Regions from separate parts of the Homo sapiens genome. Here regions 2, 3 and 4 are each linked to region 1. Evidence: chromatin contacts called from ENCODE Hi-C or POLR2A ChIA-PET data. All regions are on one chromosome and are shown on one strand. Each heading gives the region's core, a stretch centred on a gene start or an enhancer-like site at or near the end of the contact. The rest is flanking DNA. Distances are from core to core; before and after follow the strand shown. Region 1 overlaps TIMD4 (T cell immunoglobulin and mucin domain containing 4). Region 2 overlaps MFAP3 (microfibril associated protein 3). Region 3 overlaps GALNT10 (polypeptide N-acetylgalactosaminyltransferase 10). Region 4 overlaps EBF1 (EBF transcription factor 1).

Region 1 (3,302 bases), core at 368-2,867:
CTTTTGGATTTCTACTCTCTTGACATTACCTTTAAGAGAGAAAAAAAAAAATCAGTCTTATTGACTGATGGAGCCTATAGATTTTTTGTCCTGTTAGTTCACACAACACTGATCCGGCAGTTAATAAAGGAGATGTTCTGATAGGCATAAGGAGCTCAACTATGACCTATGGGCAGATGTCATCCGGAGACAGATTTTGCTATAAATATTTCTTAATCTCAGAACTGCTCTGAGATTGAATGGACTCCCTTGCGTGTGGTAAGGAGTTCACTGTCACTGAAAGTGTTCAAGTGTACTGTGAAAGATCACTTAGCGGTGATTCTACAGAGATGATTAGAGCATGGACAGAGAAGTTGTGGTCTCTAAAGTACCCTTCATTCATGAAACTAAAGCAAGCCTGGATCAATGACATCCATGGAATAAGTGAGTCTTTTTTATGAAACAAGGAAATCTACTAAGACTTATTTTGACACTGGAGTGTCATGCCCCCATCCTCAATCTAACATGCTACTGCGTTGTTAGAGGGTAAAAAGGCCGTCTTCGTCTTCCCTTCCATGCTGCACGTCATTGAGGACATTTTTACTATCTCCAATGTAGTCTAGCCTGTAAACAGAAAAGAGGGGCTCATAATGGGAAACACAAGACTAGAAAACAAAACAAAACAGATGCTGCTAAGTTACAGTGCAATTACCCTTAAAGTTCAAAGGGCTCACAGTTCATTTAGTCTAAGCTCCACATTTTACAGATGGGAAAACTGAGGCTGCAGGGGAAAAAGAGTTTCTGCCAATCCATTATAATGAGATAAAAAAGATTCTTAGCAAAATATAAAATCATGATTTCAATACGTTTATTTACCAAAAGGTCTCTAAGTGTGACCTTGAAAGGTCACCTCGCTGGGTGTCAATTTTCCTTCTTGCTAATACATATTGTGGTATTAATGCAACTAATTAGTGAATGCAATTAATTAGGCAAGGACTTCATTAATAATTTATGCCTTTTTTAAAAATTTCTTTTCCAAAAGCTATAGAATAGGGCAAATAGCTAAAATCCCTTACTAGAGAATCTTCAAATACTATTTTTAAAAAGGCCCCAAAACAAGCTGCTTCCATGGTCTAACTGGGCAGAGGAACCAACTCCCAGGAATAATATTCTACATGCTTTTTTCATTTTCCATATTGCCAACGCTCCTCAATAAACTCCAGTTTAACAATGGCCTCTTAAACTAACTTACCCATAGGTGAACAAAAAATTTCAGAGTAAAGTGCCATATCACCTTCTTTCTTTTGCGTGCTATACTTCTATTAATCCCACCTGCCTTGGTACTGGCATTTTGCTCAGAGTGTTAACCAAGACACAGGTTAATGTGAGCTAAATCTGCACAACTTTTTCACTTCTAATGTCACATCTTTCCAACTCTATGTGTAATCGTAACACAAGCTCAAGTCATTAAACCACTGAGTAGTAGCTAATCATTTGTAACAGCTTGTACAATCATTACAACACCCATTCATGCAAGATAGATTACCTTGTGTGTTTCTGCGAACAATAGGTTTCCATGAGTTTCCCTGAAAAGACAAGGCCACAGTGTGAGCAGAGTGGCTGCGGTGCATAGAACATGCAAAATGCTGGGGGAATTCCAGTGCTGCCCCGCAAAGAGCAGATATGGGCCAAAGGTGAGAACCAGTGGCTGGCTTTGGCAGAAAAAGCCATTCCCTTTCCCAGGTCAAACACTTGCTATTTTAACCACAGTTAGTGCTCATCAATTACCAAGTTGTTCCAACATTCTGGGCAATGGTGTTAAGCTATTTCATTCTGAGTCATCTGCCTATCCAGAATTCAAGCACTCACTTGGGTTTCAAAACACTTCTTTACGAGACATACTCAGAATTTTCCAAAACTGTAATCATGCCTTTGTATGAAGGCTAACAGCAGGATTCCAGTAAATTTTAAATTTGCTTTTGCACCTGGGGCAGGTGTTGAAATATACAAGTTTCATTATTATTCAAATCAGCTGAGATGGTTACTAGTCTCATCTCCTGACATACTGCCCTGAAACAGCTTTTGTTAATGAGTACAGAACAATTTATCCCCATTTTACAACAGTACCAGGTGCCACGTGCCTATAATTTGCCTGAAAACCATAAGCTGTTTCATGGCTGTTTTTGTAGCATTTTAAAACTTTTGGGGGCGGGGGGCAGGGGTGGGATGGAGGTGCAAGGTCATGGAGCAGCTTGCTAACTTAATGAAAACTACAGACCTTGTCCCCTGAAAAATGCAGGCATGAACACATAAACACTTTTGCATGTGATTTCAAAGGATTCACATTACCCTTGAAGTCCATCTGTGGCCTCCAGGTTAAGAAAGCTTGCTTTTAGGGAACATATAAGAAAACCAGGATCACGCCAGGCATGGTGGCTCATGCCTGTAATCCCAGAGCTTTGGGAGGCTAAAGTGGGTGGATCACCTGAGGTCAGGAGTTTGAGTCCAACCTAGCCCACATGGTGAAACCCCCTCCTACTAAACATACAAAAATTAGTCCCGTGTGATGGCGTGAACCTGTAGTCTCAGCTACTCAGGAGGCTGAGGCAGGAGAATCACTTGAACCCAGGAGGCGGAGGTGCAGTAAGCTGAGATCACGCCACTGCACTCCAGCCTGGACAACAGAATGAGACTCTCTCAAAAAAAAAAAAAAAAAAAAAAAAAAAAAAGAAGAAGAAAACCAGGATTGTTCATGGTCTTCGTCCTGCAACAATCCTAGCCAAAAGAAGAGACAAGCTAGGGTTTTCCCAACCAAAGAACAGAGAAAGTGAACAAAGTAGGAAATAGTACTTTCCTCTTAAGGCAGTAATAGGGATAAAATGAATTAGGCACATCAAGAGTATACCATCAGGACTGGCACAGAAATGTCCAATAAATGAAGGTGCTCTTCTGCTTTTTTTCCTTTTCCAAAACGTAAACTCTACCAGGAGGTTAATACACAGAGTCATTAGCAGCTTGGGGAGAATGAACTTACCTGTTACTTCCCTGGCTGGGATGGGAACAATGGCAGAACTGAGCCTCTTTGGGGAGGGATAAAGGGGAAGGAAGTGGAGACAACTCCAGATCCTCCTGCAGTCGCCAGGGTTCTGAAGTGCTCCATCACCTGGCCCTCCCTCCTTACCTCTCAGGAGAAACGCCACAAACAATGCGAAGAGCACAAATCCCAAGGAGGGGGCGATGATCATCAGTAGTTGGGAGATGGGCATTTCATTCTTCATTGACATGGGTATTCCATCCATCTGATGGGACACAGGCAAGGAGAT
Region 2 (3,302 bases), core at 550-3,049, 2.9 Mb before region 1:
GTTTATAGACTGTTTGATAACTGCCTGTCCTCCAAATTGTGTATGTATATGTTACGATGGTTTAATTCTTGAGTCAGGGCCAGCACGCATTTATATTTTCTACCAATTACCTTGATAGAAATATCTTAGAAATTGCTGACCTGGAACGGTTGTGAGAAGACTCCTGGCTTCTTTCTTGCCTCACTTAACAAATATTTTAAGGTCAAAGCAATATCTGTGCACGGCTTTCCTTTTGCTCCTCCAGACAAGTGAGGCTGTTGGTATAGTCCTCTTCACCCTCTGCATGTAGCTTCACCCTAGATCAGACTTTTGTCTCTTGGGTCCCAGATGGCACAGGAGCACTGCATGCTTGTTTTCTAGAGCCCAGCCAGTCATGGGTGCTAGCCTAGTCTCCACACACCAGCAAGTAGAACCCAAGTGTATTGTATAAATATTTCCTGAGTACCAGTAAGAGAATGCATTCTTTTCTCATCTAGGCCAGGAATGTTGAAAATGCTCAGCCTTACATAGAAACTCCTAGATTTTCACTAACGCATTTCACAAAAGTAAATAAGTATTTCATATAATTCAGAGGATGTTTAAATTGTCAGCATTTTAATAAATACTTGCATTATAATTTTGTCTCTTTTTTAAAGAAAGTCATACTTGAATATAATTTATTAAACGTTCAATGGAGTATATAGTCTATTTGAAATTTTCTATAGTGTATGTTTCATTTGTATGTTTGACGAAATTTGTATGTTTGATGGAACTTGACGTTAATGATTTTAAATGGGTAATTTTTTGGGGAGAGGGTAGTCTCACTCTGTCGCCCAGGCCAGAGTATGATGGCATGATCATGGCTCACTGCAGTCTCAACCTGGGCTCAGCAGTTCTGCCTCAGCCTCCTGAGTAGCTAGGATTATAGGTGCACGCTAACGCACGTGGCTAATTTTATGTGTGTGTGTGTGTGTAGAGATGGGTCTCGTTATGTTGCCCAGACTGGTTTCTATCTCCTGATCTCAAGTAATCCTCCTGCCTGGACCTCCCGAAATGCTGGGATTACAATCATGAGCCACAGCCCCCAGCATAGGAGTAAATTTGAATTCAACTTGGATTCTAGTGTGGCTGGAATCCACTTTAACTTTACAAATATTTACACCTAAGCACTGTGTATGTTTTCAGTGCTATGAGCTACACTGAGATGGGTATCCTGCCCACAACGGGCCTGCAGATACCAGACTATCCTCCCTGGGCCCAAATACAGCAGTTTACTCTTCTGAAGTAAAGCATTTTTGGCAAAGGCAAGAGCTTGAGAAAAAGAGATGAGAAGATTTGGTACATTTTTAAAGAGCTTGTGATTATAGTGTGTAGTTTATGGTGAGATTTGGCGGGCAGGAGGTTTAGCTCTGGTAGAAGCAAAAGTCTGCAGTCCCATCAGGGTGAAGAGTGGTGATGGTTAACAGGCATGGAAAAGCACAAGGTGTTAGGAGAACGCAAAGGCAACAGATGGGAGGTGTGACTCATTACTTAAATGCCACAGACTCCTTAGAATGAAAATCTAGCCTTTATATCCCTATGGCAAAAGATTGCTGGACTTTAAATCCTGATTTCACCCCTAGCCTTGTAACCATGGACAAGGGCTTCAGCCTTTCTCGGCTTCAGTAAAATAGAATTGATAATGCCTACCTCACAGAATTAACACAAGGATTAAATATAGCAACCGATAAGCAAACACTGATAGCTCTGATCTACCACACTGTAAGGGGCTAGTCATGAGCCGGCGTCAGCTTTGTTAGTAGCCTTGTCCAACTGATGACTATATTTGCATTTGTGGTCAACTAAAAATTCCTCCACACCTCTGAGAATTGCATTTGGCTGCATGCCATAGAAACCTGATCGTGGTGGCTTATCATAATAGCTAAGAGATTTATTTTTCTCAAATCCAGAGATAGGCAGTCCAAGGCTGGTGCAGGGGCTTAAGAACTGGCATCAGGGACTCGGCTCTTTCTAGACTGCTCTCTATCCTTAGCATGTGGCTTTCATCCTCAAGGTCACAAGATGTCTTAGTTTGGGTTCCCCCAGAAGGAGCTCCTGAGAAACGGATTCACATGCAAATAGTTTATTTGGGAAGTGATCCCAGGAAGGTAGGGAAATGGGGAAGTGAGACAGGCAAAGTAAGAAAGCCTACACAGGATGTGTTAATGAGTGGGTTACTGCTGTGGGCAACCAGTGTTCAGTCCCGCTGGGGACCTCAGGGAGCTCTCTCTGCCCCAGGTGTATGTAGCTCATGCCTCAGTTGTCCCACCTCAAGGCCAAAGAGCTGGGATATTTATCCACCAACTACCATCTGTCATTAGTTAAAGGCTGCTCCCAGGGTCACTAACCCCCACTTTCAGACTGCATTCTACAGGCTCAGCATGATTCTGTAGCTAGCAAAAGGCCTCGGGTAGAGAAAAGGAGTTTTCAACAGGAAGCCTGTGGTAAATAGAATGGTGACTGTCAACGAATAATGGGCAGAGCACTGACAGCACCTGCTACATAGGACGACTGTTTTACCTCCAGTATCGTGTCTGCATTCCAGACAGGGAGAAGGGTAGAAGGTCAAAGGACAAAGGACACAGCAGCTGAGTTTGTACCTTTTTATCGAGAAAGTGATAGCTTTCCCGAAGCCTCAACCAACTTCTGCTATGCAGCGGCCAGAACTAGGAGACATGGCTACCTGCTGTAACTAAGAAAGCTTGCGGAGAGGAGCGTGTTTATTTTTAACTGGACACATTGTCCCAAAGTTTGGGCTTCTGTAATTAAGAAAGGAGGAAAAATGGAGGTTGTGGGTAACAAGCAGTGTGTGACAAGGTCAGCTTCACATGAATGACAGGAGCAAAACGTGGTTCTGTGGTGGATAAAATTGCAAACCATGTTCCTTGAAGATGATCACATACATGAACAAAACAAGAATCAGAAGCAGTAAGTGCTAGGCTAAATCTTCAAGTCATCATTTCTGTTGTCTCCAGTACACGTAGCTCAAACCGCAGACAGGTTATCAGATTCTGCTGGGGCATAGTTGGCTTTTCTTAACCTATTTATTCATGAACAGGTATTTGCTGACACCTGCTATGTGCCAAGTGTTCTTCCATGAGCCAGGGACTCCACAGTGACAGAGTGACTGGCAGTGTATATCTATTCACTGGGGTCAGAAAACCCCCTTCGAAAAGGGCATTGTGCTGAGACCCAAATTATGAGGACCCAGACATTCAAAAGTTAGGAGGGGTACTCCAGGCAGAGGAAAGAGCAATGGCAAGGTCGGCCTTTTGGAGGAACAG
Region 3 (3,302 bases), core at 502-3,001, 2.5 Mb before region 1:
AAACCAGAACAGGCTGGGCAGAGAGGCCTCTCTCTGGAGGCAAAGCCTCGAGCATCCCAAATGCCTTAGAGCTGATATCCTGCCTATTCCATGCAGCCCCTCAGCCCCGGCCCCTGCTTTGACCGAGGCTGATTTTCATGTGCAAAGCCTTGAGTTCAGTCTCCCATGAAGCACCAAGTCAGAAACACTGTCAGCCTTTCCAAGCGGTAGATTTGTGGCTCCAGCCAAAAAAAACCAGGACCCCCTCAATCTCCAGAAGACAAAGGGGAGCCAATACTAATAACACCTTATTTTCTTATAGTACTGGGTACTTTTAGAAATATTCTAGCTGTATTAATCCATTCTCACACTGCTATAAAGAACTGCCTGAGACTGGGTAATTTATAAAGAAAAGAAGTTCAACTGACTCACAGTTCCACATGGCTGGGGAGGCCTCAAGAAACTTACAGTCATGGCAGAGGGGGAAGCAAACACATCCTTCTTCACAAGGCGGCAGGAGAGAGAAGTGCTGAGCAAAGAGGAAAAAGCCCCTTATAAAACCATCAGATCTCATGAGAACTCACTCACTATCATGAGAACAGCAGCATGGGGGTAACTGCCCCCATGATTCCATTACCTCCCACCAGGTCTCTCCTATGACACCTGGGGATTACGGTAACTACAGTTCAAGATAAGATTTGGGTGGGGACGTAGCCAACCGTATCACTAGCAACGTGGGATAGGAAGTATAGCTATCACTCCATTGTTTAGATGGGGAATAGGGCTCAAAGAGGTTAAATCAGCACTGTCCAATATAATACAAGCTGCATATGTGATATTATTTTCTAAGGTAAAGAGAAACAGGTAAAATTCATCTTAATAATGTATCTTATTTAAACCAGTATACCTCAAATATTATCGTTTTAACATGTAACCAACACTTTAAAATTATTAATGAGTTCTTTCATACTCTTTTCATCCTAAGTCTTGGAAATCTGGTGTGTATCTCACACTCACAGCACATGTCAGTTCATACCAGTCACATTTTAAGTGCAGAGTCATCACCTGTGGCCAGTGGCTTCCTTCCTGGGTAGCACAGGGTTAATGGTTAAACGCTGCATCTCAGGTCACACAGCAGGTTAAGGAAAGCAGAAATGAGAGTGAGGGTTCCGAATTTCTCACGCCCTGTTCTTTGCATGCATCACCTGCTTCTCGAGTGTTCCTGCCTGCCTGGAGGCAGTATATTGTGGTGGCGAGGGGTGTGAACTGTGGCTTAGATTAGAGATTCACATCCCAGCAGTGCTGCTTTTTAGCCATGGGGCCTTGAGCAAGTTCCCTGTCTGCACTCCAGTTTTACATGTGTAAAATGGTGATGATAATGAGGCCTGCCACATGAGGTCGAGGTGAAGAGTAAATTCATTTTATTAATAAATTAGCTCCGTACAGCACCCGGCATATTCAAGCCCTCAGTAAATATTCAGGGGCTCCCCTTTTAAAGGAGTCCTGCCTGTGCTGTAAAGGCTCATCTGCTACTGGAAGGAGGAGCTGCTTGGGCAGCTTTTGGGTTGACTAAGAGCTTATTCGATCAGCCTACTTCCCATGAGCTTGCACTTCCAGGGACCAGGAGGGGGAATGGAGGTTGCTGCTGGAATGTTTGGATTTGAGGGTTTGGAGTTTTCCAGTGCATCCAGACAAGGATGCAGCCACTCTGATAGCTTTTCACACAGCAAACGCTGGTTGGCCCCTACCAGGTGCCAGTCTTGTGCGAGATACCCTGGGGGACGCTGACAGTCAGCAGCATGACGTTTCCTCACTTAGCACGGTGCCAGGCGGACTTCCTGTTCCCGTGGGTACTGCATGATTTGTCGTCTCTGTGTCCTTGCTGACGTTTTATCCTCCCCTCAGTGCCTTTCCCTCTCCCAAATTTCCTCTTGTCCAAACCCACTTAAATGCCACCTCCCCTGAGCCTCATTCCTTGACCCTTGCCCCAGCCATCCTCCTTACCCCAAAAGCTGGAAACAGACACACTCCTTTCAGATTCCTGTAATGCTGTCTCTACCTCCCGGAGTCCCTTATGCACCCTCTGTCTTGAGGGGGCTGCCCCACTACACCAACATCTCCTGAAGGACTCTCATTGACCTCGAGATTCTTCCAGCACCTCCCTCACAACTGGCATGGGATGAACAAACTCATTAGAGAATGAATGAATGGAGTTAATCTTATCTCCCAGTTTAACTGAAAAGACAGAGACAGTGGCTTCTTCTGTAAACACCACAGCAGAACAAACGTCCATGCTGGCCTACTGAGTAATAGTTGTCAAAGGAGCATGTTCAAAAACACAGAGCCCTAGGCTGCCTCCCGCAAGGATTGTTTCAGCAGGTCTGAGGTGGGGCCCAGCGAGCTGTATATTTTTTCATCTCTCTAAGAGATTCTACAACACAGACAGGCTTGGAGAGACCCCCAACTTGGACCATTTAACTAGTGAGAGGACTAACATGTACATATTTATGATGCAGCTACAGGGCCCATGTGGACAAAGTACTGTGATTTCATTTCACAAGTACTCTTAGGTGTTAATTGTGTAAAGGAACTTCGGGTCCCATTTGGTTAAAATGTAGCTCTTATGAAAGGAAGTTGTAGGAAAGAAAGGGGGATGCCTGGAAGGGCCTTGGATTCCCTGGAAGACACTTGGACTGTGTTCAGGGAGCAGCATGGAACACCGCCGCTGGGGGAATGGCATTATCGGGCCACATGAGAGCATGTGGCCAGGACATCTGCACCTTCACACCATGTTCTTCTTCTCTGACAGGTCTCCCGTGATGGCCGGTGGACTGTTCGCCGTGGATCGGAAGTGGTTCTGGGAACTCGGCGGGTATGACCCAGGCTTGGAGATCTGGGGAGGGGAGCAGTATGAAATCTCCTTCAAGGTGAGCCAGCTCTCCAGACGCCCCGTTCTTGGCACAGCCTCCTGAGTGCCTGTCCCAGTAGGTGTCTCAGCTTCTGCCTGAGCTTGGAAAGACTGGAGGCCTCAGGGTTCTGTAGCCCTTCTGCCCATCAGGTGAAGAAGACAGGGGCTCATGGGCCACTCTTTGTTGTGGGGTGGGGGGGTGTGGGAGGGAAGGGGAGTACTCTCCAGCTGCCAAAGGCTGGTCCTCACCACAGCTCTGACTGGCATTTGCCTTGTGTCTTCTTAAGATGTTGGAATAAGGTCTTGCTTCTACTCAGATGGCAGGTCTGAGATTGAGATGTCCAGCAAATAAGCAGTGGGCCAGAGAAGCTAGGAAGGCCAAACAGGATACGTAGGCCTAGAGGAGTCCTCTCAG
Region 4 (3,302 bases), core at 445-2,944, 2.0 Mb after region 1:
GTAGGCCACTACTACTACTTTACCTCGCATCTGAAAAAGGACTTTTTTTTTGTCCTCCTGGTACAGTGATGGACTAAAGAATCTTCTCCCCCTTGCACTAAAAACATAACTTCAGAGCCTGGTTTTTGCATTTTGTTAAATATTCAAAGGTATTGTGCAATTAGCATGTCATTAATGAATAATTAATTACAGCTAAAGCAGCCCTCAGATTTTTGCAGCTAAATTATTTAAACAGCAAATATAACAATACAATGCAATGCTCTCATTTGGTGTTTTGTTATTGCATTATTTGAAGGGAACAGCAATATTACTTTTCATTAGTTGCAAGAATTATGTGCAACAAAAGCTGTTTTCATTTTTTTTCTTACCTAAAAGTTGCTTCGTGTGCCCTAAAAGGGAAAATTAATTCAATTCAGATTAGATTTCCTAAGAATTAATTAGCTGCAAATATCTGAAAACTGCGGCTAGGGACATAAGGCTTAGGTATCTGAACTTAAAAGAAAAAAGTAAGCCTATTTAAACCTGTCCTTTAAAACAACTTCTGCACCAAAGTACCTTTTTTTTAGATATTTGGTTACCACTTTTAAAAGAGGAAACTTGTTTAAAAATCCTTTTTTTTTTTTAAGCAAGTGAGCATTACAAAGCTCCCCCTAGTAAACAGTCAAGAGTTAAATAGAAAGTAATTTGTTGCTACTTGCAGACATACATCACTAGTAAGACATGAGTTTATATTTATAAGCTGCACATCTGGGATCAGTTGACTTATCCATCTGCTAACTACACCAGTAAACAGTATGTCTGGGACCGTCAAACCCTTGCATCCATCACAAATTCCTGCTTTAATTGTGTGTTTACGTGGCAAACCTCTGCTTAAGTATATTTGAAGACTGTTTTAAGCAGTTGTAATTGCTCCTTTCTTCTTCATATTAACTTTAACACATTTTATTTACCATTATGACAGGCCGCGATTTTGCAAGCCTCATAGATAGATAAATGCCAGAGATCATCATGCTACCCAGGAAAAGGCAGCAGAGGGACAGAAACCGGAGCTGTAACCTGTCCAGTCCGGAGAGTTTGGGCCTCTTTCACAAAATCCAATGACTTGAGTCACAAGTTCAAATCTCAGTAAGGCCAGTTTAATCCTCCACTGTCTTGAACTCAGAAAGTTGACAATCATACACTTTCTTTTTGAGAAAGGAGCAGAAGAGAGGGAAGGGAAGATTTAGGGGGAAGAGGCAAATCACAGTTTGGAAAGATAAAATGGTGCCAGGAGTTTTCCATCTTTTTCCTTAATTAATCTGCTGTGTAGGAGAGGTGCATGAAAGCTTGAGAGATTTGTAAGGGTAGAGATTTTTCAAGCCAGTGGCAGAGGGCTGGAAGTTCTCAGGAGCCCCAGAATCAAAGAGGAGTATAGCCTGTGACTTGACTTAATTTTTAACCCTGGTTTTATAATTGAGTTTCATAAGCAAGCTGAAAACACAGGCTCAGAAATGAATGAATTCAGAAGAAATAAAAGGCTACCTTCCATAATTAGGGGAAAAATATGCACCATTCTCTGCACAAAAGCGGGGATTTTACTGTATTTTTCCCAATCTGCCTTTCACATTTATATGAATAGCAAGATGTCAGATTTCACACAATGTTGTTAAACCTTTTCTCAGGTTTAGGGAACTGAAAGTCGTATGTGCCTGTGTAATATTGTGCTGATGCAAATAGTTAAACTTTTCTACACGATTAACCATCATTTTCTCAGAGTATTCTGTTCACAGCTTTCTTCCAGTTTCCTGATACATGTTGAGATCTATGCCCGTGCGGCTGATGGGGTGGCGTGGAGGTTGTAAACTGAAGACCCACCGCGAAGCTAAAGAGTCACTCTGACGCAATCTAGTTAAATGACAGTATGGCAGTAGGCCGTTTACCCAGGCCAAGGAAGCTGTGGCTTGTCAAAGACATTAAAATCCAAATGTGCCAGCAACGGTGCCAAATGTACTCTAGGCCTTGCAAACACATAATCCAGACAAACTGAATTAAATTGCAACCAGTTTATAATTAATTTGCTTTTGAAAGTTGTGCCATGAGAATAAATGTGCCAACAATTATTTGCAATGAATTGTTCTTAGGGTGCCCCCAACTTAATAATGCCTCTGTAAGCAAGAGAGGGTTTGGTATTGGTTACTTGTATTGGCATTGGCTTCTAACCTAATGAGGGGGTACGGAGAATTTAGAGACAGATTCCAGGAACCTTAACCTTTCTGTCAACCTAATGGAGTCTGTTACCAATGCGGTCAGTAGCGTGGCCCTGTGGCCTCCCTGACCTCAGATGCCAGCCTCACTCTGCCCAAGATGCTAAGATTAGAAACATATTTATCTCGCTGAGGCACTGCCTTTCTGGACACCATTTTGTAAGCACAAATATTCACGGGAAAGGTAAAAACAGTAAGAGACTAAGGCACTAATGCTTCATGTGAATTCATTTCTCATACCATTTTTCTCTAGGACTTACGGAGCCAAGCAAAGTGTGAGCCCTGAGTACATATGAACAAAAAACTAAAATAATGTAAAAAGAAGAAATAATCCTGAAACTTAACATGGAGTGTTATGTGCCAAGCATTTTTTTTCCCCACCAATCCTCAGGGGAAAAAAATTACAGAGAAGTAATTGGGCCGGGCGCAGTGGCTCACGCCTGTAATCCCAGCACTTTGGGAGGCCGAGGAGGGCGGATCACGAGGTCAGGAGTTCAAGACCAGCCTGGCCAACATGGTGAAACCCCATCTCTACTAAAAATACAAAAATCAGCCGGGAGTGGTGGCGGGCACCTGTAATCCCAGCTACTTGGGAGTCTGAGGCAAGAGAATCGCTTGAATCCGGGAGGCAGGGGTTGTAGTGAGCCGAGATTGCACCACTGCACTCCAGAATGGGCAACAAGAGCGAAACTCCATCTAAAAAAAAAAGAGAGAGAGAGAGAAGTAATTGCAGAGTAGATGTATATTAGAGGCCTCAGGACTTAGAGCTAAAAAACAGCAGACGCAGGATTCAAACTGAGGGCTAACTCAGCAGCCTGGGACCTCCACCTTCTGCTTTTCATATCAACAATGGCCATATCTCACTGCTCCTCTCTTTCCAGAGCACAGGGGCCAGAGTGAGACCTGGAATGTGACTGACTTTTAGACCAGAGCTGGACATCAAAATGAATTCCATCCCATTCTTAATTGTCACTTTGGAAGACTGCTTGAGAGCATTTGCAGCTCTTCTTGGAAATCCAGGCAGAATGTTTTGAGTTCATCTCAATATAGTAGTTCCCT

What was found. Hi-C counts contacts between places; a loop is a spot of excess contacts on that map. ChIA-PET counts read pairs that join two places held with the same protein, here RNA polymerase II (POLR2A). Pooled maps may share reads with other maps.
Region 2: a loop to region 1 is called in a pooled map, with 1.9 times the contacts of the local background. The contact joins two enhancer-like sites. A Hi-C loop is called at or near these places in 1 of 50 pooled maps. POLR2A ChIA-PET finds 5 or more read pairs at or near these places in 2 of 52 experiments (T-cell and activated T-cell).
Region 3: a map with no recorded cell type shows a loop between it and region 1 (22-fold over the local background). The contact joins two enhancer-like sites. A Hi-C loop is called at or near these places in 4 of 37 single-sample maps with no recorded cell type and 3 of 50 pooled maps.
Region 4: a loop to region 1 is called in a map with no recorded cell type, with 18 times the contacts of the local background. The contact joins two enhancer-like sites. A Hi-C loop is called at or near these places in 2 of 37 single-sample maps with no recorded cell type and 3 of 50 pooled maps.

The regions. Positions count from the first base shown.
Region 1 is chr5:156,918,939-156,922,240 of GRCh38, forward strand. TIMD4 (T cell immunoglobulin and mucin domain containing 4) reads right to left here. Exons shown (of 9, transcript NM_138379.3): 7 at 3,161-3,278; 8 at 1,526-1,565; 9 at 354-603. The coding sequence ends at 519. Among named protein-coding and RNA genes, the nearest start is that of TIMD4, 43 kb to the right of the region's middle. RefSeq lists an enhancer at 1,856-1,965. Within about 2 kb of position 1,618, at least 4 of the 41 ENCODE cell types and tissues checked have a DNase peak (open chromatin) inside an H3K27ac peak, as active enhancers do.
Region 2 is chr5:154,056,757-154,060,058 of GRCh38, forward strand. It overlaps MFAP3 (microfibril associated protein 3), which reads left to right. Exons shown (of 3, transcript NM_005927.5): 3 at 1-694. Among named protein-coding and RNA genes, the nearest start is that of MFAP3, 19 kb to the left of the region's middle. RefSeq lists an enhancer at 1,968-2,017. Within about 2 kb of position 1,800, at least 3 of the 41 ENCODE cell types and tissues checked have a DNase peak (open chromatin) inside an H3K27ac peak, as active enhancers do.
Region 3 is chr5:154,383,525-154,386,826 of GRCh38, forward strand. GALNT10 (polypeptide N-acetylgalactosaminyltransferase 10) reads left to right here. Exons shown (of 12, transcript NM_198321.4): 7 at 2,789-2,906. Among named protein-coding and RNA genes, the nearest start is that of MIR1294, 38 kb to the left of the region's middle. RefSeq lists an enhancer at 1,331-1,480. Within about 2 kb of position 1,752, at least 6 of the 41 ENCODE cell types and tissues checked have a DNase peak (open chromatin) inside an H3K27ac peak, as active enhancers do.
Region 4 is chr5:158,952,382-158,955,683 of GRCh38, forward strand. The region is part of intron 6 of EBF1 (EBF transcription factor 1); the gene reads right to left. Among named protein-coding and RNA genes, the nearest start is that of EBF1, 150 kb to the right of the region's middle. RefSeq lists enhancers at 1-173, 1,846-1,975. Within about 2 kb of position 1,695, at least 5 of the 41 ENCODE cell types and tissues checked have a DNase peak (open chromatin) inside an H3K27ac peak, as active enhancers do.